Linked DNA regions of Homo sapiens: all the other regions are linked to region 4. A link is a loop called in an ENCODE intact Hi-C map of the cell type or tissue named here. Cell type or tissue: endothelial cell of umbilical vein. All regions are shown on one strand. Region 1 overlaps LOC105370777 (a long non-coding RNA gene). Region 2 overlaps LOC105370777 (a long non-coding RNA gene). Region 3 has its middle 11 kb from the start of LINC02694. Region 4 has its middle 120 kb from the start of LINC02694. Region 5 overlaps FSIP1 (fibrous sheath interacting protein 1).

Region 1 (5,000 bases), 170 kb after region 4:
GTTTTTGACCATGATCCAGAGTAAAAAACATCACAATCCCATACTTCCACACAAATAAAAAAAAGTTTCATAATTCTACCTACATGTGAGTCACTGGATATTTCCTATGCTATGCTATGCTATGCTATGCTATGCTATGCTATGCTATGCTATGCTATGCTATGCTATGCTATGCTATGCTATGCTATTCCCTACCATATTTCACTTTTAAATGCTTATCTCTACTCACAAAATGGCTTTCAAATTCACTAATGGGTTGGGATCTGCAGTTTGAAAAACACTGTAGTATGTATTCTTAAGTACCTGTCTATGTATAGGAGACATATCTGAGTTTGAGGTATAGGCATAGATTAAAAATCAGTATATAGGTAGTAAGTGGACAAAATGGGCTGGGGAGAGACTATAAAGTGAGAAGAGTAGAAGGCCAACAGTGTAGTTCTGGGGAAATGGCATGGAGGAAGCTCATGCCAGAGGAGAGTGTGCTATAGAAGCAATTGAATAGATTGTTTTGACAAAGAAGGAATAATGTTCAATGCTGCTAGGCAGTCAAAATAATCAATGCAGTTTCCATTAGATTAAGGATGTCTAAGTCACTGATCACCTTTGTGTAAGAAATGTCAGGGTGTTAAGGGGAAATATTAGATTTCTGTAGGTTGAAGAAAGAGTAGGAAGTGAGGAAATAGAAATAGAGACGGACAACTCCTTTAAGAAACTTGTCTCTGAAATAAAGGACTTATGTCAGTAGTATCTGGAGAAGAAAATAAGTGGTGGGATGGAAATACTATACTGTACCTTCTCTTATTTGTCATAATACTCTCTATTTCAAGGTCAGCACTAGCTAGGGCTAGCTCTAGGATTACAGAATTAAATGAGTAAATCCACATTGGCTTGATGCATTCTCTCTTGTGTGGTTATGTGGCCTTTCATTCTCGGTGTTTTTATGAACACACATACACACATATATATATACACACATATCTATATGTTAATATAGAAACTATATATATGTAGATGACCTATCTATCTAGCCCCTCTACTCTGAAGAGAACATATTTAGAAGAGTATATCAGCAAAGTTTCTAGGTTGATCCATATGCAGATACCCTAAAGTGCCCCTGGGATACCCCTAGCTATCACAGAATACTGGAGCTTTTGCTGAAGAATGCCCTAGTATAAGACATATAATACCACCAAGGGCTGCAAGTCTTCCTTCTGATATGATTCAAACCGTAGGCTATAGATGTAATTTCTTTCAGTGGCAGAAAAGTTATTCAAAGCTTTATTTGAACATGCCTTGGGTTTCAGCTTTAGGAGGTACAGAGTGAGAAAGTGAATATATTTCAGTTTCAAAATCTAGTTATCAACTATGTCAAGACACATAATTGCTCTATATTTAAATTACTGCCAATGATTAGCAATAACCTACAATCTCCTTGACATTTCTGTTAAGTATATTCTATGGTTTCTAAATAAAACCTACCAACCTTAGGACACATAGGTCAAGGAAATTTTATAATAAGGTCTCAATGATAAGATTATTTGCTCTAGAATCCAGCAGCCAGCTGAGCAGAGTACATATGTCAAACTATTTCCTCCCATTGGCCTTTGGTTAAGGATGGAGTGTTTTGTTTATAAGATACTTTGGGCTTTAAGGAGAACTATAGAACTATATCTGTTCTAAACTAGAAGTTGTTATAAATCATGATCTTCATTTTACATTGCTTAATTAATAGTGTGAGAGATTTAAGAGACATAGGTAGTTGTTGCTATTGAAAGTAAACTCTGACCATTTCCTAATTTCTTCTTTTCTGATTCTTCTCAAAATATTCACACTTTTTAAATATGGAAAGGTATTTTATACACAGAAAAGGCACTGTGTCAGACAAAGGGTCTGGTGCCTCAGCTTCGCAGCTCTTCCTAGAAATCCAAGATTGTTTTTTTTCCTAGGACTAGGAAGCCAAAAGTGTCACACGGTCAAAAATGCTTCCATCTACTGGTGAAACTCAGGAATACACTAACATTTCCCTGCCTGAAATGGTTAGTTGAGGACACAAAGCAACCCAAAGCGAGCGGAGCTTGGCCATGGAGCTCAGAAATTCAAAATAGTCAGTTCTTGCTGATGGTGAAGGTAAGTTCCAATCAACAAGCAGGCTATTCAGAGAGATGAAAGGAGGAGCAGGGGGTAAGATTAGAACTCTGGTTCCCCAAGGCTCTGTTCATGTATTCTCTCAAGGCCTTAAACCAGAAATGGAATGGCTCCAGAGGTCAACTGACCTTTTGCCTAATGTCCCCTAGTTGGGTCAGTTGCTCCCTCACAGTCAGTCACTTTAATTCATTCCTGTGGGTGAAAATACATGACTGTTTCCCTTTCTAACAGTCACAGAGGGTTGACTTGCCATGGTGAGCAGTCGCCAGATAGGACAATGGAATTCATCTCATTCCTGTGATGACTTTAGATATGAAATGCCAGGCTGCTTGGCCTAGGGGAAGGTGCTGTAAGTTATAGGCACTAAAGCCAACTCTCCCAGCCCCCTCTGCTCCTTTTGACAGTCTCCCTCTTGGGCTGTGATCTGGCTGAATTAATTCATAGCTGCCAGTTATGAGGACTTTATCTGCATTGTTAGCATTCCTTCTAACCTGCAGCCTCTGTTCATTTAATGATTATCTGATGGGGATTGATATTAAGTGAAGAGGAATGTTCAAATCACGCTGCCTTTGGCAAGTGGGAACTAAAATAACAGAATTTCAGTTTAGGAGGGAAATATTTGCTCACTAATATGAAATTTTTCTTAGTAGGATTGTGGAATGGAAGGGAAAATTCCAGAAAAATATTCTGGCAAAGCGGACTTGAATGGATGGTTCTCCAGTACTTTATTTATTTGGCCAAAAGATGAGGAAAAAAAGCAAAAAAGGAGGCAAAGAATAGGTAATATAGGAATAAACTTCTCCTAGCCATTTTTGGCCATTTTAGGCAAATATTCTCTACTTAGTCTCACTATTAAACTCAATTATACAATGTATTTGCATTAAACTAATTTTAGCAAGCGATAGTAAGAGTTTTTAGAAGACTCAGCTTTCAAAGAGGAGTTTTCTTAATGGACATATTTTTAAACAGATTTCTTGAATTCATAGCTTTCTCTCCAGAATCTCTGACAGGTGAGAGAGCCTCTGAAAGAATTGTATGGAAAGGAACAAAGCTCACACAAAGAATTTATCAATTTAGCGAATGCAGTTATGACTGCAGCTGACTTTCTTCAAAATGACATACTGCATGAGCACATAGACTCAAAAGCATCCTTTTCTACTGAAGGCCTACAGCAGGCTCACAGGCAGTAAGCAAGACAAAAAAGAAACTCAGGGGGACCAATGAGATTCCAAAGGGCAAAACTCCCAAGCGTCCTTCAGAGAGAGAGGTCAATTTCACAATAACTCAAAATATATTTATATCACGCTAAGCTGACAGCTGAGGCATTTACACTTTGTCTTTTCACAGGGCATGTAAGTAACTGTGGAAAGGCTTAAGTTTCCCTGCCTTAAATACGTTTCCAACATACTTGTGAAACACTCACCATGATAAGTCATGCCCATTTTAAAGTAAATCTAATCTATGTATATAAAAAATTATGGTGGTTCTTTCAGTGTCTTATGAAAAATGGGAAAGGGACCGGGCTGAGTTAGTGCTTTTTTTCTCGTCTTTGAAGGCAGATAGAACTTGAGAAGTCAATTACTACTGAGAGTGAAAGCCTAGAGACTGATGAAAGAACTCAGCACCCAATAGCCTTCCTTGAAGCTTCACTGAGCACTAGTGTGTTGGTGGGCTGGCCTGAGCCATGAGTGTCATTTGAGAAAGAGCAAAACTCTAATAATCAAACAGTAAGAGAGGAAAGGACATGAACCTTGGCCATGGCTGCCAGTTTTACCACTGAGGATACCCATCCCTTTCCCTGTGTTTCTGCCTGCCTGGGACCTCTCTGCATGTTACTTGAATTGCTCTCCCTATCATGTTCTTCTTTGGTTCATGCCTTTTATCTTGTCAGAGTTGCGAAGACTTTCTGATGAAGACATGCTCACCAACCGAGAAAAGTCCTTCCCAGGTCCGTGGAACAGAAAGAACTGAGCAGGAGGGCAGGGCTGGCTGGCGAGCCAAATGTTGTCATAGATGTGGGGCTGGAGAGGCTGAGCACTCCATCAGCAGCTGGAACCTTTGCTTTCTAACTACAGACTTTTAGAGAGCAGAAACCTCTCTCAAAGGTGGTGTCAGACAAGTGAGAGGTCCCTAGGGGACGCCTTTGGCAGCACCTTTAGATGAGATTGGATTTGCTTATTTACCTATCTCAGAGCCCTCTGGACTGGGGCCTCCTTTATGGCAGAGAAGCAGAGAACTTGTTCTATTTGATTTAAGGCCCCCATTTGCCAGAGAAGCAAGAAATCCAATCTCAGTCACAGTTCACAGCTTGGCCCTTCGTTTCCAGAGCTGCCTTGAAATTTAGGGGCTTAAGTACTGCTCTGAAAATAGAGAAAGAGTTCTTAGCCCTCCAAACAAGATGATTGCTATGTAAATGGTCTTTGTCTAAACCCTGTGGTCTATTTAGAGTGGGTATGTTCATTTGATGAGGTCACATAATATACTGGTTAAGAGGACAGCTTCTGTGGCCAAATGAACCAAGCATGAAATCGACACTTTCTAGCTGCGTGGGAAAATTCCCCAGCTTCTCTGTGCCTCAGTTTCCTCTTGCATAAAACAATACCCCTCTCACAGGGCTGTTGTGTGGATTAACAGTGTTAAAGCATGCACAAGGATTACAACAGTGTCCAGAACACTGTAAGAGCCCTGTCAATGTTACTGCCTCTTGCTGTCTGAGCATCTTTAGTTGTGCTCTGAAAACTGCTCCTCCTGGTGATGCCCTCCGGGCTTCCATGTGCCATTCCTTTGGAACCCCTGTCACCCCTCAAAGCATTTCATATGTACACCATAGGAATAGGAAGAAGGTACCAATCCTG
Region 2 (5,000 bases), 320 kb after region 4:
CATCAGATCCTAGAGCCCACCAATCTCATGATTCCTGATTTGAGTTCCACACTCTCAACTGACCTGGACTCTCACTGTTCTTGAATATAATTCTCATTTTCTAACCTGCTTATGTAATTTATCTCTCAAGGGACATACTTCCTCCCTGCTCTCTCACTATCCAACACCTGGGCTGGATTCAAGTCCTACCTTCATTCACCCATATCATAAGCCATGCACATTTCTCTCTCTCTTCATGACTTACTGCATTTACTGTTGTTTAACTGGTTGATTTGAATATCCCAACTCTCCACTTAGTCTGTACAGCACCATGTTTATGTTACTTCTATACAGCTAAGAAGCCCCCTCTCCCACAAATAGATGTTATTAGTACAGTTTTGAAGGAAGAAACAAACACACATAAACACTGTTATCTCTGGAACATGAACGTCAGATTTTTCAGATATATACCAGATAATTTGGGTTTCACTAATTTTTAGCGTAAACATTGAAAACTTCCTCAAGACAAGGCAAAAGCAGCATTCATTCTTTTAATTCAATGGTATCTAACCATGTGTGTTCTGACTAATTTGATAGGTTTATGAAAGTGCTGGAGATAAAAATGCAAAAATTCCCTAAGTGTGACAGACTTATTAGTGGGGTCCTTGCTGAACAATTTCATAGTCTTCACCCTTTGAAAATCATTTCAATCCAAAGAGGTTTGGGGGTATATTCGTGACCTTTTTCCAGCTTTTTACATTCCTCTGTGTGTGTTTGGTCTCCATTGAGATTTGATAAGAATTGTGTAGAGAGCGAAAGGAACATCGTCCCTGCCAGAAAAGCAATGTGCTAGGATAAATCTGTCCCAACTTTTTACAAATGTTAGTTGACTGACTATTGTTTCTACTGGTGTTAGTTGACTACAAATGTTAGTCAAATGAATATTGTTTCTCCTGGTTCTTTGTACATTCTTCCATTAAAGTATTTATCAAAATACCATTGGTTGTTTATACCTCTCTCTTTGAAGGACCACGTGTCTTTACTTATTTACTTTTAAGACAAGGTCTCACTCTGTTGCCCAGGCTGAAGTGCAGTAGTGCAATCGTGGCTCACTGCAGCCTCAAACTCCTGTGCTCAAGCAGTCCTTCCCACCTCAGCTTCCCAAGTAACTGGGACTACAGGTGTGTGTCATCATGCCCAGCTAATTTTTTTTTATTTTCTGTAGAGATGGGGGCCTCACTATGTTGCCAAGGCTGGTCTCAAATTCTGAGACTCAAGGGATCTTTCCACCTTGGCCTCCCAAAGTGCTGGATTATATGCATGAACCACCATGCCTGGCCAGAACCATGTGTGTTAATAATTTTTTTTAATGTCTAGCACACTCCCTCCAAAATGATTGCTAAGTGAATTAAAGGTGAAGAAAAAGAACTGTTTGATTAAATGTTCTACCTAAGCATAATAATCACTGATTTACAAGGTCAAGGTGTGAGTTTTTTCCTCACTCTTTTTTAATTCCTCAATTACAGGTATTCCCTTGTACCACTCAATGAGAAATGTTCTTTTGATTTGAGCAATGTAAAAGAGATCCTTCTGGTAAAGGAACTGTCCTGTATCTTGACTCAAGTGATAGAGACACAAACCTATGCATGTGATAGAATTACATAGGAGTAAATATACAAATGAGTATGAGTATAGGTAAGCTAGGGAAGTCTGAATATCTAGATAAGATCAATGGGTTGTGTCAATGCCAATATCCTGGTTGATATTTAATTGTGGTTTTGCACAGAACTTTTGCGAGTTGGGGCAAACTAGGTAAAGGGAATGTGGAAATTCTTTATATTATTTCTTACAATAGCTTGTGAGTCTACAATTGTCTCAAAACCATTAAAATAAAATGACAATTTATTTACTTACAAGAGGTTTCATAATGCCTTGGGATTGTGAGACAACTGAACATTAAGGGTGATTAATCAATGACACTGTTAACCCTTCAAAATCTCTTTTGGATATACAACTTGTACCCTAAAACTTAAAGTATAATTAAAAAAAAAAATCAAAAAAAAAAAAAAAAGATTTCCCAAAACCCAAAGTGACACAGAGAAAAAGATATGATAAAATGGCCCTTGGCTGGAATTTGCCTTGGAGCTACTTTCTGCTTTCTCTCCTCTAATATTTGCCACAGTGGCGTTGTTGCATACCATGAGGAAAATTGGATAGCAGGACATTCAAACATATTTCTGCATTCATTTTTTATAAGGCTATAGAGATATTACTGAAGTTTCCTTTTGTCTTTTGTCAACTAATAAGAAATATGTTTCCAAATCAGATGCTAAAATTCCAGGAAAATGTTTGATTCATGGTGGTGTTGGTTCATTTCCCTGTATAGTAATAATAATGTAATAGTAATAGTACTAATACTTGTTGTTTGTGTGGTTAATGTTGTCACTGTACTAGGGGCTTTCCACAGTCCAGAACCTGGTCAAAGCATTTGCTATTCAAATAAACTATTTTCCTGTGAATTGTCTTCAGTACCATGGAAACGCTATTACAGCCCCTCTAAACTGGGAATGGCTGGCATAGGAGCAGCCCCAGGAGGGTAAGGTCAGGACCACGCAGATGTGACTGCTGCTCTGCTCGCCCTGCAGTGATAAGAGCACAGCTGTGGGAAAGCCAGAGCATCTGTTGTGAGTCACCAAGTGCAAACAGGATGATAACAGAGTTAGGATCAGAAAACAACATACCTTCTGAGACACAGAAGGCAGCACACCACAGAACACTGGCTCCTTTCTACAGAAAAAGGAAACCAAGCAATGTTCCTTCAGCAAGTTGGCCTGTGCTCATGTGTCTGTTTCCTTCTGTTGGGTCTAGTTGGTCCCTATCAAAACAGAACCCCTTTCCTCTGAATTTGAGCTGACTTGAAGATAGGCTGGATGCCACTTACAGCATCTGTGGGGACTCCAGAAAGAGACTCCCTTCCTTTCCCTATAGCACTCCATATATGGCTATGGCATCCAGCCTTAAGGGATTGTGGTTAAGAGCAGATGCTGGCTTTCCTGGAATGGACACTGGCCATCGTTACTCATGAATCAAGCCTTCCTCTCTTAAGGGTGCTGGTCTTTTCTATATATAGATTGTTTAACTGGGGCTACATTTATCCCCTAGAAAAGGAGAGTTGCATATATAACAGTACGGATTTTTCCTGAATTGACCCCTAACTTACTAAGCTTCGGAACAAGCAATCTATTTTTCATGACTTAATTTTATAAAATTTACACATATATACATACACACACACATACGTGTTTTCACATATAACTCCATATATTTTAATACTATTTTTTCCTTCCCCACTACATTCCTACAAACATTTTTCTCCTTTTTTCAACTTAATTCGATGACATATCCCACTGGCTTCTCTTTATGTCCCTTCTTCTGTATCATTCACACCTGTTCATCCTCTGCCTTATGTATTACTACATTCAAACTTCTTACTAACACATTGTATAATACTTTTAGTCACATTTGCTTGCACACCTTCACTCTCACCCAACTTCTCTTTCACACATACACACACACACACACACACACATCACACATCACACATACACACTCACATGTACTCTCCAGATCCCAGTCTGCTCTTGGTTCCTCGAGCTGGCCTTGACAGTCTCCAGCTAGTGTAGCCACTGATTTTTTGCTACCAATAGCCACAAGCATAAAACAAAAATGGGCTGGGGCTAGATGGAACTAGGCAGTCGTGGGGCAAGCTGGCAGAACACTGAGGGGAAAGATGGTTCTAAAACCTCTCCAGCTGGGGCTGAGAAGTGCTGGCGCAGCAGGAGAGAGTGGGAAAGCCTGTCTAAGGTCAGCAGCCTGACCTGGCAATCAGGACACTGAAAGCCACAGACAAGGTGTGGGTGGGTGGGCAGAGCGGGGGGTGCACAGGGGTATTGGAATTGAAAAGAAGCTGAAGTAAGAAAAGTTAGAAATGATCATGAATTGATTACTTATTACCAGTTAGGCACTGGGCTCTACATTTTCAGATATTTACTGTTTACTTTTTACTGCAAACATGTGAAGGAGATGATCATTATTTTGCAGATGAAGTTCAAAGAGTGTAATATTTAACCAGCTCTGTATAGAGAAAGTAGAGGATTCGGGTGCACTCCTGAAGCAGTGATTTGAATATATTTGTTTTCATTTGGGATACTCTTGCTCTCATTCACATGTTATGGGCTGGCTATGGTGAGAAAAGAGAAGCTCTGGGTGTTGGCATTAGGAGATGGTGTTCAGCTTCAGGAGAAGCTGCCCAGGCCTCTGAAGAACAGACACTGGAAACCAGAGGCAGAGCAAATACCCCTACTTCTTAAGCAAGGATTGCTGGTTTTTGCCCTGCCTTTCGCATACATACTTCCCAAAGGGCAAAGCACTGCTTTAAAAAACAAATAAACGAAAACAAAAGACTTTGAGACAAGGTTTTATTCTATGCTTAGTCCTGACTTCTAGAGGTTGCCATGACCCAGCGGTTGGAATTGGGATGTGCGGAGTGGCACTGAGATGGTAATATGAAGGAAAGGGTGGATTAATGTCTAAGTTCCTGTGGTAAAGATACAAACACCACATTGAAGCTATCATTAGCAAAACTCCAACTCAATCGGTAGAAACTTACAATTTGCCCATATGATGTCAAATAATTGACTCAAATTGTTATACACTTAAATCTACCAATGAAAACCATTGTTCTTGTATCAAAAATAACTCTGCGGACTGGGTGGGGTGGCCCACACCTGTAATCCCAGCTCTTTGGGAGGCTGAGGTGGGAAGAGCATCTGAGCCCAGGAGTTCAAGACCAACCTGGGAGACAAAGCAAGACCCCCCCCATCTCTACAAATAAAAAGTTAGCTGGCATGATGGCATGTACCTGTGTCCTAGCTACTTGGGAAGCTGAGGCAGGAGAGTTTCCGGAACCCAGGAATTCAAGGATGCAGTGAGCTATGATGGTACCACTGCACTCCAGGTTG
Region 3 (5,000 bases), 110 kb before region 4:
GTAAAGGCCCTTTGGAATCGAATCAGCTTACCTGCTTTTTTTTTTTTTTTTTTTTTTTTTTTTTTTTTTTAAGCTGTGGTACCCAGCATGAATGATAATTAGTAGGTGCTCAGAGTAGGTGCTTAATGATTGATTAACGGGACTGAAGTAAAATGCTTCCAGTTTAGCAGAGATTCTGGAGTAAAAGGAATACAGTGAAAATGATTTGTTAAATTGACTGGCAGTACATATGTAAATTACAATGAAAACATTCTTATTGACAGGCAAACAAAACATTGTATATTTGGTTCTAAAAATTCTCGTAATGAAAATTCTTTATCTGTTATGCCCCCTTCTGTATTCCGTCAGTGTAGTGGTGGTCCTCCTGCTCTCGTCCTTCCTACCAGCATGAGTAAAAGTCACAAAGTTTGAATAGATCACCTATCAGATGAGCTGCTTGGACTGTCAGGGCATTTTAGCTTTCAGGAGGCCATGGTTTCCATTTTCTATCTTAGAATCGGTTTCTTTCCTTCTGGGACCCTCACAGAACTGCCACCGATGCACATCCCTGCCTTTTGTTGTAGTCAGAAGGTGAAGTGGTGAAGATTTCAGGCAGATGGTGGGAAATCTAGAGGCTATCGTGCATCCTGTAATCCCTGACCAGGTGAGAAGGTATTTCTGGGAAGACCGACCCGGCTCACAGTCCTCCCTCAGTCACGGCTGAGGAATCACAGCTGAAAGGATTCTTGAAGGCACTGGTGACAACAGCTGCTCTCTAGCTCTGTATAATCTGTCATTAGGGACCGTAGTTTTTGTTATTTAAAACAAAGTGCTTGTTTTAATCCAAGTAGCAACACATTCTTGCTCCTTAACCAAACAGGTCGGCAACTTCTTTCAAGAATTCAGCTAACGTTTATGAGCTTCCATTGTGGACAAAATCCAATTCTAGGTGTTTCAGGGCTTGGGAGGTTGAGGGTGCAGACTTGTTCCCCAGTGCATGGGGGGCACTGGGAGTTGGGATAGCATCAGTCAGCTTTAACATGTCATATGTGGACTCTGATGAGGGATGTGAGAGCGAGAAAAAGACAAAGGGTGGGGACAGACTAATTTCGACTAAGGGACTATACAGGGATCCTTTTCCTGGAAATGAGATTAATGAGTCACCCTGAAGAAAACATGCTTTCAAGTCCCGTCTTAGCTTTGGCATTATTAATTCACATCCAGATTTGCTGCAAATGCATCTAATTAAGCTTCCAGCCTCCAGTCTTTCTCCACTAGAAACTTGCTAGCCCACTGCCACAATTTACATTCCCAAGTCATCCAGAGAGTTCTTGAGCCTGCAAGGGGTTCCTCCTTTGTGTAACGGTATGCACCCCATTCCCCATTATCCAAGACAAATTTCTTCCTGGGTTCAGAGTTTAGTTAACATTAAAATGATCCTGACTTTCATAGTTCATATAGAAAGGTTTTGGAAAGAAAGCAATCATGGATTATACGGCAATCTTTGTATTCTAGAGGGTGGGTTTCAGCATACCGCCTGCCCCAAGGTTACAAAAATTTGAGGATGTACAAGTCCCTAATAGAAAATGACATATTTTCATCTAGCTACACAATCCTCCCATATATTTTAAATTATCTCTAGATTACTTATAATACCTAATACAATGTAAATACTATGTGAACAGTTAACACTATATTGATTTTTTAATTTTAATATTGTATTGTTGTTCCTAATCATTTTTTTTGGAATATTTTTGATCTGCTGTTGGCTGAATCCTCAGATGTGAAACCCATGGATATGGAGGACTGACTATGTAAATTGGGCTATTTCTTCATTTGGCAATGATGTACCCAAAAGAGAACATTTTAACTGTAAACAAACTTTTGTAGTAAAAAATGCTTACCTTTGATGACCTGGAACTGAAGCCACACCTCTTGTAAGCAGTGAGAGACTGGCAAGGATTTGATTGTTTTCCTCTTTCAATAAGGTACAGCTGTGATCTTCCAGTGGCTTCCAATTGAGCCCACAGACTGATTGCAATTAGAATCACCTGGGGGAGAATTCCGACCCTGAAGTTTTTTGGTTTCCAGCCGTAGAGATTCTGTGGCAGAACTAGAAGAGCCTGGAAATCTATTTTCAAAAAGCTCCCCAAGGGATTCTGCATGAACCAACTTTGGAAACAATTGTTGCAGGGACTATATGATTGACAGGTAAAGATCTCGTCATTAGTGATACTGGATTAAGCTCTTACATGACCTCAGTTTCAAGGCTGTGCTCACTCAAGTTACTCACTGCTCATGTAGGGAGAAAAAGGATAGCTTGATGGGCAGAACCGAGTAGTGATCCCAAAGTCGATTGGGAACACTTGGTTGGTTCTACATGGGAGAAAATTTTCTGTGCTTATGACACATTATTGTTAAGGTGAGATTTGGGGAATTGGCATAAATCCTTTTTGCATATCTAGTACAACTTCCTGCAAGCAACAACTTATTGATTGCCTAGCTGTCCCCATTTATTGTTACCCAAAATACGTAATATTAAGTGATATTAGAAAAAAACCTTCTTGGTTGCCATTTTTCTACCTCCCTCATTTCACTTTTCCACGTTCCCTTTTTGTTTTTTAAAATATTTTTTCAACTTTTTAGATACAGGAGTCACATGTGCAGATTTGTTGCATGAGTATATTGCACCCAGGTTGTGACTAGAGTCCCTAGTAGGTAGTTTTTCAGCCCACGTCTCTCCCTCCCTCTCTGGTAATCCACAGTCTTTATTGTTCTAATGTTTATGTCCATCTTTTTTTTATAGTCTATAACCATAATTTATACTTTTATTTTAGTATTCAAGAAGTATTTTTGCATTTTTACAAAGGATTTTTTCAATTTCCCTTTGAAATCTGCATGTTCTTGCTAGCTTTTAGTGTACCTGGGTTTACGCCGCACTGGTGGAATCTAATACTTGGTACAAATCAACATCCTGGGGGTTGCTAGGAAGGCCACATGCACACTTTTAGGTATAGTTGATTGACACCAGCGATGGCTTGGTGTACTTTAATGGCCTGAAAGTCACTCTCAGCAAGTGCTCAGCTTTTGACGCTCAGTGTAACACCCAAGAATGACCAGGAGATGGTGTTGTGGATCAACTTTTCTCCCACATTGAGCCGTGCAGGTGGTTTTCAGAGAACCCAAGATGATGAGATACAGGCTAATAAACTCACATTTGCAAACTAAGTAAAATATTTGAAATAAAAAATTTAACTTTAGGGATAAAGGTTGATGAACTGACTTTGCACATTGCTCTAAAGCCATCAGATCTGAACTTGACACAGAGCTTGACCTTGGAGGAGGTGTAGTTTGTTGAATATTTACTGGCAACTTTCTGCTCTTAGTAAAGAGGTCAGAGAAAGCCCTTGAGGAAGATTGGAGAGCAGTCTGAGGCTTCCTGCCACCCTAAGAGCAGCACAGAGAAGTGATTACAATATAAATGGAATTCTAAGAAATGCATATATTTTATACCGTCCTTGGCTTAATCATGAAAATGTTAGGCAAAAGTTGCTATCTACAAAATTAGCATAAGGAGAATATCTGATGCCGAGGGTCACAGGATTTTGCCCAAGTCTTTTGTGATGGCTAAGCAGTTGGCTCCCTTTCCTAGGCATTCGGAGATAATGCTAACAGACTGTTGGGTTTTCCTCTTGTGTATTTATAACCTCTTGTGTTTGTAGTTAGAATGTGGCCTGCTGGAATGGATTTTCTTTCCTATTTGCATGTAAATAACACCACCATGACCCTGTAAATTTCCCACAAGCAGTTTTAGAAATACAGTGGTGTTATCCCAGAGGTGGGGGCCCCTGCATCATTCCTAAGAGTGTCTAAGTCAATTAACCCAGTTGGTTTGATTATGGGCCTAAGACATCCAAGGTCACAGTAACCATCTGTGGCAAGATCAGTAAAGTTAGAAGAGAGAAAGCCTATGTACTCCAGGCACCAAGAGGAATGTGCCGTAACACAGGCAAAGTATGTTACTGGTAACATGGAAAGTTATTGGTAACGTGGAAAAATTGCGTGGCTCAGCAGTATCCCTCAGTGTTTAACAGAGAAGGCACTTAATGATGTCATCCTCAACGGCAGAGCCATTTATGTTTATAGAGACCTTCCTAAGAATAAAGTTGTGTGAACTCATGGTTCCTGGCTCAGTTTTATTTATGTGACTCTTTATGACTTGTGTCTTTTAAGATTTTTCTCTTTTGTTTTGCTTTTTTTTTTTCATGACAATTATGAAGAAATGGAAAGATACCTTTGTTTATTGACGTAATCAGGGAAAGGTGTAAAATTCAGTGGTGATTCTCCCACTGGGGAGCCTCTACCAGCTGCAAAATTTTAGGAACTGTGGAAAACAGGTTTTTCACCATCCATGCATGCTTTCTATTGGTATTCCCTGTTAGCCGCTGCAATCCAGATGTGTACTTGAGATTTATTGTTGTTTACTTGGGAAGCAAAATCTCCCATGAAACAGGAAAAGGATCTTTCATATAAAGAATAAATATTTGTGTTCTAGATGGAGAAGCAAATGCTTTTCTGAGCCCAGTTTCTGGGGCTGGCTGGCTGAATGTCTGGTACACAATAATAGTTCACATTCATTGACTAAGGGACAGGCTCTGTGCTAAGCATGGTGCAAGTATCACTTTTGATTTTCATGAAACCTTGTGAAATAGGTACTGTTATTATCTGCTTTGCTTTTTGTTGGGGTTTCTTTTCTTTTTTTTTTTTTGTTTTTTTCCGACAGTCTCATTCTGTCACACCCAGGCTAGAGTCCAGTGGCACAATCTCGGCTCACTGCAAACTGCACCTCCCGGGTTCAAGCAATTCTCCTGCCTCAGCCTCCCAAGTAGCTGGGACTACAGGTATATGCCATGACGCCTCGCTAATTTTTGTATTTTTATTAGAGAGAGTTTCACCATGTTGGCCAGGCTGGTCTCGAACTCTCAACCTCAGGTGACCCACCCTTCTCAGCCTCCCAAAAT
Region 4 (5,000 bases):
TAGCATTTTTGAGACTTCCTTGATGTTTGAGCCAGGTTGGTCTCATCAGTGCATTTTTTATTCCCTTTCTTTGGAAGTGAGTAGAAATGGCCAATTCAGATGAAAGCTGTCACCCTCTGCAGGGTCCTTTCTTGATTCTATGGCTGCTATCACTTTTTCCCACTCTCTGGTTTCTGGCCTTTCCCAGTTCACAACATCTTCTGAAGCCACACTTGTGGTGAAGTCTTGGGGCTGGAAATGGAAATTTTTCTCCCTGAGAAGCCTGAGGCTGTTATTGTTAAGTAGCTGCAGATTTTCAAAACTTTGAGGATCCAGGACAACAATAGTGCACATTGTTTTCCCTGTTATTTCTTAAAAAAATTTATTGTTACATAATAATTTTACATATTTATGGGGTACGTGTGATATTTTGATACATGCATACATGTGTAATGGTGAAATCAGGGTGTTTAAGGTTTCCATCCCCTTGAACATTTACCATTTCTTTGTGTTGGAAACATTTCAAATCTTCTATCATTAGACTCTGTCTCAACAGCTCATATTTTCTGCCCTTCAGTCCAAGAAATGTATGAGAATAGTTGTCAAGTTCACTCACCGTAAGGGAAAAGAACATCAAAACCTTAGTTTCCTCGTCTACAAAATGGGATTATAACATGTAAGTTTACAAGGCTATCATAAGAATTAAAATAACGAATGTGGAGTCACTCTACGGAAACATACCAATAATAATAAAAGCAGTTTAGAAGTATGCAGAAAGTAGAGTTATTCTCCATGACCTTGCACTCCGTGCCCTAGTTCTGTCCTCCTCCGGTTATCTTCAGGATCCTCTAGATTCTTCATGATGTATGGGCTCTTATTAATTCTAGTGCCTGACAGGAAATTGAGGCTGACAGTTTAGTAACTTGCTGGGTGTTAGCACTTTTTATCTTACACTCCTGCCAAACATATGGTAAAGGCGATTACTACCAGAGAGAAGACTGAGCGTCAGGGTGGTAAGTGGCATGAGGCAGCCATGTGTGAGACATGTCCCCTGTGGATATGGGTAAATTGGGTCCTGCAAAGTACCTGGATCTAGAGAGAACCATGCTGGAAGGAAAGTCTTGCTTCTGATGGCAGAGTCAATCAAGCAGGGCCAGCCTGATGACCAAAAGACGTGAAGGACAGGGAGCGTCTGGCAGATTCAAGAAGGGAGCAGAGTGCTGCGTGCCACCTGTAGCTTCTTTCCGTGCTTTCTAATCCATCATCTTGTCTTTGAAAGTATCTCCTGGGGAGAGGCCCTTTGGCAAGAAGGCAAGCTGGGCCTGTTCTCATCTTTTCCTCTATTCTCATCCCAGTTGGAAATAAATACCTCAAAGCTGGTTGACTTTCCAGCAGGTCCAATTTGTTTCAAAGTCCATTTTCAGTCAATTTCATCGGCACATTCTTCCAGGAAAGATGAAACTATTCCATGGAAATGGCTGCTGGGGGTATGGCCTGTGGACAGAAATAGTTGAGGTTATTGCCTTATGGAGCGTAAGCTTCAGAAATGCTTGTAGAGGTCAAAGAGGTGCCTCCCTTCTCTTTTAAGAAATGAGAACACTAAGGCCACAATGGGCAGGCAACTTGCCCAGCGTGTCACTTGCAGGTGTCCTGCCTTTCGAAGTCTCCTAAAGGGAACGAGGGAGTATCAAAGACCCACTGCTTCAGGGAAAGAAATGAGATGACAGAGCTGGTCAGCTGCAACCGATCTTACCAAAGGTTGGGTTAAGAAAGTGGGAGTGCATAAGCCAGGGCAAGACAGATTTCTCGGAAATCGAGAAACAACAGAGTAATACCCAAACAGGGACTTGGAGCAAACGAATCAAAATCAAGAGCCAATACTAGATGGGGACATAGTGACGCTAAGAACAGCTGAGAATGATTTAGGATCAGCATGGTGAAAAACAAGCTATCTTCAAGTTAATAAAATCAAACAGGAGTTCTAAGAAGTGAAGGCAGCCTCTGGATTCTTTATTGCCTTCCCATTATAGGGAAGGCCTCCACAACCTGGCCCAGTGGATGTTTTCTGTAGTCCCTGTTGACTTACTCAAATGCAACCACTTCCAGCTCATCAGATCTATGCCCTGTGTCCTCTGCCTCTGGAGCTTTCCTCAGGCTGTCCTCTCTGCATGGAATGCTGTTTCCCCTTCTCTGGTCCAGCCGAATTCTACATATCCTTCAAAGACCAGTTCAGTTCCCACATCTCCATGAAACCTTCCATACACACTGGCTGAAAGCATTCTCCCTGTTTGCTGGTCTCCAGTTACACTGTTGCCTCCTCCTATCTTATACACAATTAGAGTGATCTGTGTGCAGGCATTCTAGGACTAGCTTCTCCTGCTTTTTGGAAAGTCCATGAGTCCATCTATAACCCACAGGGACCTTACCTGTGTGCCTCACGCATAGTAGGTGCTTAAAAAATATTTGCCAAAAAAGTGGTCATCTAGAGGGGTACACATGAGAGTATCAGCATCATACTTGGCTTCAGCCAGATTCTCACTAGGGGCATCATGTCCCTAAGTAAGGAGAAATGTGGAGAAGATGAGAGCATTCAGAAGAGAGCCACAGAGATAACGCATTTAAAAATAGGCTAAATAAAGTCATATTAAAGGAAAGTAAAGCTTAGGACTTTTCCTGGGAAGTGAGGCACATTCGTTAATCTTTCTCCAGGCCTATAAAGGGCTTTTGCCCAGAGAAATGACAGCAGCTGCTTTTCATCCCTGATTAAATCAGATCAGTTGGAAATTAAACAGAAACATCGTTCAGATCACAAATAGGGAAAATATTTCTGAGAGAGGGTGATTAAACTCTCAGAGGAGTTACCATAGGGATTTGTAGACTTTAGGTCTCCACAGGATTATTAAACAGATTCCTGTGTGTCAAGGCCAGTTTAGTGGCTCCCTCTGGAATGAATGCCATGGAATGAACTTGACAATCTGTTCTCTCACACCTCCCTGCGCTGGCCAGGTGTCGGCCCTAGGTGTCACTGGCGGTCAGTTCCAGGCTGTTCCAGCAGGGGGCGGCCACGCACAGTGAAAGCCCACAGGTACAGCCGGCCAGAATGGTTCGAAAGAGTGAATCTACCAGGTTTGTGAGTGGACCAGGGACCCAGGTGTGAGGTGTGCAAAGAAGAGTAAGCACTTTCCATGGGCACGCCCAGGAAGCCACCACAGATCCTCTCACTTTCTCCACGCCCCCCTGGGTGTTAAGAACAGAAAGTGCACTTGGTAACTTGGAAAAACCCTCTCTCTGCATTGAGGCACAGTCATTTCCAAAAAGTCCCCAGAGCCTGTGCTCAGAGAATCGGGTGGTGTGCTGAGACTTCTTTGGATCTGCTTCTGCAACCCAAGCATGGTGCATAAAACTTTATCCAAAGAAAAAAAGGCAAAATGAAAAACAATTGGTGAAGAGGAATAATGGCATAGGTAACTCAGAAGAGTAGTGTCACTTCCATTTGATTTTAAAGATATATACACACAGGCACACAGGGCATCTGCCTGCCTGCTGTGTTCCCAAGTCTCCTTCTGAGGAATGCTGCTCTGGTGCATGGCGTTTCCTTGTGCTGTGTCTGGTAATTTGCTGGCTCCGCTGCCACCCAACAGGCCGGGCATTGGTGGCTCAGCTGCAGGCAGCCTCTACGGGCTCCGTGGAGGTGGCCCCTGCCTGTGAAGTGGGCAAGTCTAACAGCACCTCCCAATCGGGATGCCGCAGATTAAATGGGACAACCAATCAGATTAGACCCCCTCTCAGGGACGGTGCTGGGATGAGATTTACCAGTCAGGCAGTAGGCAGTTGCTGCAGTCTCCTGAATGAATAAAGCCTGCTTTTATCCCAGTCTTAGAGGTTGTTGGGCCCTGCAGTCCCCTGGTCTGCTGAAAAGGCTTTCTTTGTGTTCTTGCTTCCCATCTAACTGTACAGCATCTTTCCATCGCCTCAGTGACCCAAGTACCTCTCTCCTGTTCAACCTGTCAGTGTACAATAAACACCCCGAGATTCCCCTTTCCTGCCACCCCCACTCCCTGGCAGAGGAGGTTTTGAATTGTTTTAATTTTGCATCCCCTTGAAGAAAGAGTTCAGCTCAAAAAATCTAGGTAGCTGGACCCCTAGAAATCACAATTGTGCTGTGTTGAAAAGATGCAACAGACATGAGCCCTGAGGTGAAGGAAGAATTACTGCACTTTTCATGTGGCTCCACATTTCGGCTAAGTTTGAGACAACTTTTCTTTTGCTGGTTTTCTGTATCTCTCTGCTTTCTTTGCGCACCCCATGCTCAGGGTTGTTTGTTTTGTGTCGGTGGTATGTCTTCAATCCGACTTCATTCTGACATCCTTTAGATTAGGAATTACGATTTATCCAGGATTGGTTTTATTATTACAGTGAAGGCCCACTAGGTTCAGTCAACTGAAAACTGGTGGCATTCTTCCCAGCAAAAGAGAAGGTTAGCCTGGATGTCTTTCTGTGAAAGACAAGGGGTTTTTAACTCTGAGATTGAACCAAGATGTTGATAGATTGGAAGATGGAGGTGGAAAGATGGAATGCAGCCAGGGGTGGATATCCTTAACGTAGTCCCGGCTTTGAAAATGCAGTGCTTTCTTTGGGATTATTTCAGATGTCAAACGCAGCAGGGTTGACATCAGTACACAGCAGGCCATGGATTATGGCTGCCTCTAATGACTGTGTTCCACTGTGTTTATTGTTCTGGATGTTAATATATAGAGTAAATGATAGTCCTTTAATTGAAGGTTGGAAATGCCCCATGCCAAGGCGCCCGGGTGGACACATCATTAACCACTGAAGTGAAACCCAAGACACTTGCTGGCCAGGAAATTATAGCCACGGAGACCATCTTCCTATTTGTGTATATGGTATGTGTGAGAGAGAGCGGGCCCAGCAACTGGCCTGCACCTTATTGGCAGTTCTTGATTTTACTGGGAGGAGAAAAACATCATTTAGAAACTAGCAAGAGCACATTAGTTCCACAG
Region 5 (5,000 bases), 940 kb after region 4:
AATACTCATTTGGGGAACTCAAGGAAGAAGTGTAAAAGAACAATAACAGAGGAACTGAGGCTGGCTCTTCAATTTCTAGTTTAGGAGACTAGGTGGGTGATGAAACCATTAACTAAAGCAGAGAAAACATATAAAAGAAGGAATAAGTTTCAACAATAGGAGGAAGAAGGAAAGAAAAAGAAGAAAACCAGCAGGGAATAACAAATCCAGTAAAAATTGCACTATGCTATGAGAGGTCACTGTGTCAGATTCTACAGTGATGTCAAGTACAATCAAAACTGGAGGTATGCCATTAGATTTCAAATTTAGGAGGACCACTTATGAAGCAGCTTCCACAGCGTGACAGTAGAAAATACAGACACTGAAAAGTTAAGAAGTAAATGGAAGTTGACCAGGTAGCACCAAGAGATGTGGACTATTCTTTCAAGAAGTCTGACCTTTAAGGAGAAGAGGGAAACTGAGTGGTGTCTGTTTTAGAGTAAGATTAAAAAAAAAAATGAGGAAAAAGGCTTATTTGTATGTTCTGTTGGTTATTCATTGGTTCAATGGCTTTTTGATTCTGTTTTAGGACTAGAAGAGTTAAACATGGTAAGTTAAAGGGAAAGAGCCAGAGAGATTGAAGCTCTAGATGAAAAAATGGAATGACGAACAAACCAACAGCCAGGAACACAGTGAAAGGGATGGGATGTTACTGATTTTGGCCTCAGAGAATAAGAGTACCTTCCCTCCATCTAAAGTTAGAGGCAAGAGGCAGAGGATGAATGAACACAGTCAGGATGAAGCTTAGAAACAGAAGAAATGAATGTAAAAGGAATTCCTACCCTGTAGATTCATTTTCTCTGGAAAGGAAGACCAACCAAGACAGTGAAGGTCTTGCAGAAGATGGGAGATGAAGCACATAGTAATAGTTTGGAATCACCATTTTGGAGAATGCAAGAGATTGCTAAACAATGCTGAGACTCCAACAGAAATTAAAAACCAAAATCCTTGCCTGTGTCAGTCAGCACAGTTATGTGATTTCCTCCCTCTACCCTCTGCATATCAGAGTAGAAAGAGACTACCAGATTTTCTTTGAGTATTTAACCCAAGCATCCAAGAGCAGAAGTATCATATATCTGAGTCTCACAGAAAAGGCACCTAGAAAAAAGTATTCTCAAATTTGAAAAAGCCTAATTGGTTATGATGTTGATGTTTTGTGTTTATATGCATTTCTATATTTGGAGCTAGAAACACAAGAGAGAAACGTGACAAAGACAAAAAGAATAACCTCTATCAAAAAGCAACCCTGTCACTAGATGTATTTGTCTCAAAGAATATTGAATTCTACCTGTATTCATTAGATAAATGATAGAAACTAAGGGAAAACTCCTGGCGATGTAAAAGAGTTTTGATTTTTGCAACATGCCTCTAAAAAAACCCAAAAGTGACCCCTCAGTAATGGGATGGGACAGACTTTTAAAATACTTCAGAGATCTCTAGCAAGTACAATATTGTTTACTTCAAAATCCCAGTAAACTTGAGGTTAATATGTCTGGATTATAAGGTTCAAATGTGATATAAATCAATTTAATGTTGTTTTCAACTTTCTCTTGGAGTCAAGGCATCTTTTGTGTTTAGCACCTATAAATAAAAGTAAATGCACTATCCAACCACAGTTATTTTCTTCATTTATTTGCTGTTGCTTATTTGTGATGTTATAAGCCAACTGGGATGGGTTCTGTGTTTTGGAAGCTGAAAACAGGTTGGAAATTGCCATTCAGCCATCAGCCCAAAGTCCTTAAGGTTAATTTTTTGTTTGTTTGTTTGTGTTTTGGAGATAGGGTTTCACACAGTCACAAATGCTGCAGAGCAATGGCATGACTGCAGTCTCAAACTCGTGGACTCAAGCAATCCTCCCACCTCAGCCTCCTGATGCTTGGCTAATTTTTAAATATTTTGTATAGACAAGGTCTTGCTAAGTAGCCCAGGTTGGTCTCGAACTCCTGGCTTCAGGCAATCCTCCTGACTCCACTTCCCAAAGCGCTGGGATTACATGCATGAACCACCCACCCAACCTGAAGCTAACTCTTAAATAAGAGGATAAGAAAAACTGACTAGAAAAGAAAAATATCCATCCTAAGAATTTCTCCCTTTGTTTAAAGACAAAAAATGAAAAGAAAGAAAGTAGGTTTGGGTATATTGATAGGTATGCTGAAATAGGTCTGGCTTTAATAACGTGATCATGCTTAAAATGATTCTCTCTGAATATAGCTTTCAAGTCCCTTGCAGCTCCAGCTTTCACATCATTAAGTCCACTGAATTTCCATGTTAGAACATCAGGACTAATCTAACATTACAAGAAGTGTCTGCAGGGTGTAGAGCAGTCACATGACTCCAGAAATACAATGTGAACTCTATAGGTTTAAGCCAAAAATGTATGCCAGGAGCTTTAAAATTTTTTTAAATGCTTTAAGGCTTTTTAAAGTACTTATTGTAACTAGATGCTGCCACCTACTGGACAATTTACAAGTGCCTGAAACTGTGCTGGCAACAAAAAATTATACAGGAAAAAAAGGCAAAATTTTCCTGTTTTCCTAATAATACTTATAAAAATATCTTATTTAGAAATGTATGGCTATATATGATTGATTAAAATAATTTTTAAATTTTTATACATTTCTAATTAAAACAGTAGCTGAGATCTAATGAGTAATGGGAAATTCATTTCATTGTAGAACAGATGAAAGTAGCTTCGTACCACCTTATGATAGTGCTTATGTTGAAATACCAGGAATATGAGACTTTCAAAAAATCCGTGGCATGAGGTCAAACTGGACTGTTGTGTTTCTAATTATTTCTTTCATACTTGCAGTGAAAATATTCTGCTAATAATACCAAGTTTAAGCTGATTATTCCAAAAGTTTCCTCTTTTAGAATAAGGTAATAGTTATGTAGTCCAAAAAACAAATTAATATAATTAGGTTAATAATGCAGCCTAAAGTAAATGCTAACTACTTTTTTGTTTTTAAGAATTTAAAAAAAACAGATATGTGTGGCAATAAATGACTCCAAAACATATGTCTATGAAGTAAACAGCAAGCAGGAAATTTCATTAAGGAATTTGGCTTTTCTGTAAAAGAACAATCATCAAAAAAAGATTCTAATTAAATCTGAAGAAGCCAGTAATACAATAATGTTACCTCTTCATTTTGGTGAACTGGTCAAGTGTGAACTAATTAAGACAGTCAGTAGCAAGAGTGAAGTGCAACAGACATCTGGTTCACCTAACAGTATCTTGTATTCCCTTTTCCTTTTACGTTGACCCTACTTTTGCATCTTACCTGCTTTGCACACACTGCCAATACATAATAACTAAGAAGTCTGAATCTAAAAATTGAAGCTTTAATAATGTCATCATGTTTAAAACAATGATTCTCTCTTAACATAGCTTTCAAGCCCCTTGCAGCTCCAGCTTTCATATCATTAAGTCCACTTAATTTCCATGTTAGAACATCAGGACTAATCTAACATTATGGGAAGTGTCTACAGGGCCTACAGCAGTCACATAACTCCAGAAATACAATGTGAGCATAGATTTAAGTCAAATATACGGGCCAGGAGCTTTAAAAATTAAACATATTTGACAGTTTTGATTTGGTTTTGAAAAAAGGGCAACTGAAAACAAATGTCTTGCCTTCCAGGACCAAAAGTTCACTGGGTAGTGAACTCTGTGACCGAAAAGCTTAATGTTAAAAGGCCACCATAGATCCACTTACAGAGTGGCCTGTCTTACATTGCTTGCTCCAGAGTCAACCACAAGCAGGTTTGGTCTTTCAGAAAAGCCCTACCCACTAGAAAAATCAGTATTTGACTCCTGGTTTCCAAACTATAGACATTGAGATACTATAATATCCAGAATCTCATTCCTGACACTGTCCATGGATTTTTTTGAGGGGGGGGAATAAGGGGTATAGTCTCATTTCTATGAAGGTATAGAATTACTGATAAACATTGAATGAAATATATTAGTAAGTTGTACTTTTCCAAGCAGACTACGTTCATATACTGGTCTTTAGACATTTAAATAAATAAAAAAGCAGTTCATAAGCTATAGCTTTAGAGGTGCTTTTACAATCTCTTTTTTAAAAAATAATGTAGTCATTGCTAAACTCAGAAAAAAAATAGGTTTGAGAAAACCATGTTATTCCAAAATACTGCCCCAATAAAATATATTACAAAGACACAATAATCAAAATAGAGTGGTATTAACATCAGCACAGACAGAAATTTTAATGGAATAAAATAGAAAATCTGAAAATAAACCCAGTTCCTACACGATAAAGCTAGCATTTCAAATAAGTGGGGAAATGACAGATTATCCAATAAAGGGTCTTGGAATAGCTGGTTAGCAAATTGGGGGAAAAAAACAAAATCAACTCTCTAACTCATATCTAATACCAAAATAAATCTCAAGTGGGTTAATATTTAAATTTTTTCATTAAATTATAACTGATGAAAGGAAAATATATATTTTTTATACAATCTTGAGACATAAAAGGCCTTTTAAAGCAGAGTACCAATGAATGATAACATAAAAGAAATGACTAACTAGAGCAAGAAATGTCACAAAATTAAAAAAAAAGTTAGAAAAATGCTTATGGTGTTTGTGACAAATAATTAATATCCTTAATATTAAAAAAGTCTTTCAAATCAATAAAGAATACCTCACTTTATAAAAGAGACTAAGACATGAGTAGGTAACTCACAACTTAGCTAAACCAAAGAATAAATCTATAACCTCCCTGATAATCAGAGAAATACAAATTATTGTGATTCCACTTTAAATAAACAAAGCTTAAAAATAACTACAAAATCCATCGTTGGCATAGAAAAATAATATTCAGATACAATGTGGGTAAGAGTCTAAATTGATTTCAATAAGTCAATGTGAATAAAAATCTTGTGAAAGTCCAACCCTGGACTAAGTATTTCTCTTCTAGGAATGTATTTGAAAGTATACC

The links. A loop is a pair of places that touch in the nucleus more often than their neighbours do. Peaks named below come from ENCODE experiments on the same cell type or tissue, not always from the same donor. Only the 100,000 strongest peaks of a DNase experiment are listed, where the experiment ranks them.
Region 1: it touches region 4 in a loop (8-fold over the local background); 58 of 110 quality-filtered maps call a loop at or near these places.
Region 2: a loop joins it to region 4, with 5 times the contacts of the local background. A loop is called at or near these places in 5 of 110 quality-filtered maps.
Region 3: it touches region 4 in a loop (6-fold over the local background); 16 of 110 quality-filtered maps call a loop at or near these places.
Region 5: it touches region 4 in a loop (5-fold over the local background); 52 of 110 quality-filtered maps call a loop at or near these places.

What each region holds. Positions count from the first base shown.
Region 1 is chr15:38,989,339-38,994,338 of GRCh38, forward strand. All of the region lies in intron 2 of LOC105370777 (a long non-coding RNA gene), which reads right to left. Among named protein-coding and RNA genes, the nearest start is that of LINC02915, 260 kb to the right of the region's middle. In endothelial cell of umbilical vein, a CTCF peak has its summit at 2,021 (motif pointing left); a DNase peak (open chromatin) is centred at 1,973; H3K27ac peaks cover 825 bases.
Region 2 is chr15:39,137,493-39,142,492 of GRCh38, forward strand. All of the region lies in intron 1 of LOC105370777 (a long non-coding RNA gene), which reads right to left. Among named protein-coding and RNA genes, the nearest start is that of LINC02915, 110 kb to the right of the region's middle. In endothelial cell of umbilical vein, no CTCF peak of the experiment used is centred here; a DNase peak (open chromatin) is centred at 2,719; H3K27ac peaks cover 3,695 bases.
Region 3 is chr15:38,704,920-38,709,919 of GRCh38, forward strand. No RefSeq gene overlaps it. Among named protein-coding and RNA genes, the nearest start is that of LINC02694, 11 kb to the left of the region's middle. In endothelial cell of umbilical vein, a CTCF peak has its summit at 3,082 (motif pointing right); a DNase peak (open chromatin) is centred at 3,142.
Region 4 is chr15:38,814,852-38,819,851 of GRCh38, forward strand. No RefSeq gene overlaps it. Among named protein-coding and RNA genes, the nearest start is that of LINC02694, 120 kb to the left of the region's middle. RefSeq lists an enhancer at 3,255-3,404. In endothelial cell of umbilical vein, a CTCF peak has its summit at 3,012 (motif pointing right); a DNase peak (open chromatin) is centred at 3,050; H3K27ac peaks cover 979 bases.
Region 5 is chr15:39,754,581-39,759,580 of GRCh38, forward strand. The region is part of intron 5 of FSIP1 (fibrous sheath interacting protein 1); the gene reads right to left. Among named protein-coding and RNA genes, the nearest start is that of FSIP1, 26 kb to the right of the region's middle. In endothelial cell of umbilical vein, a CTCF peak has its summit at 2,512 (motif pointing left); a DNase peak (open chromatin) is centred at 2,311.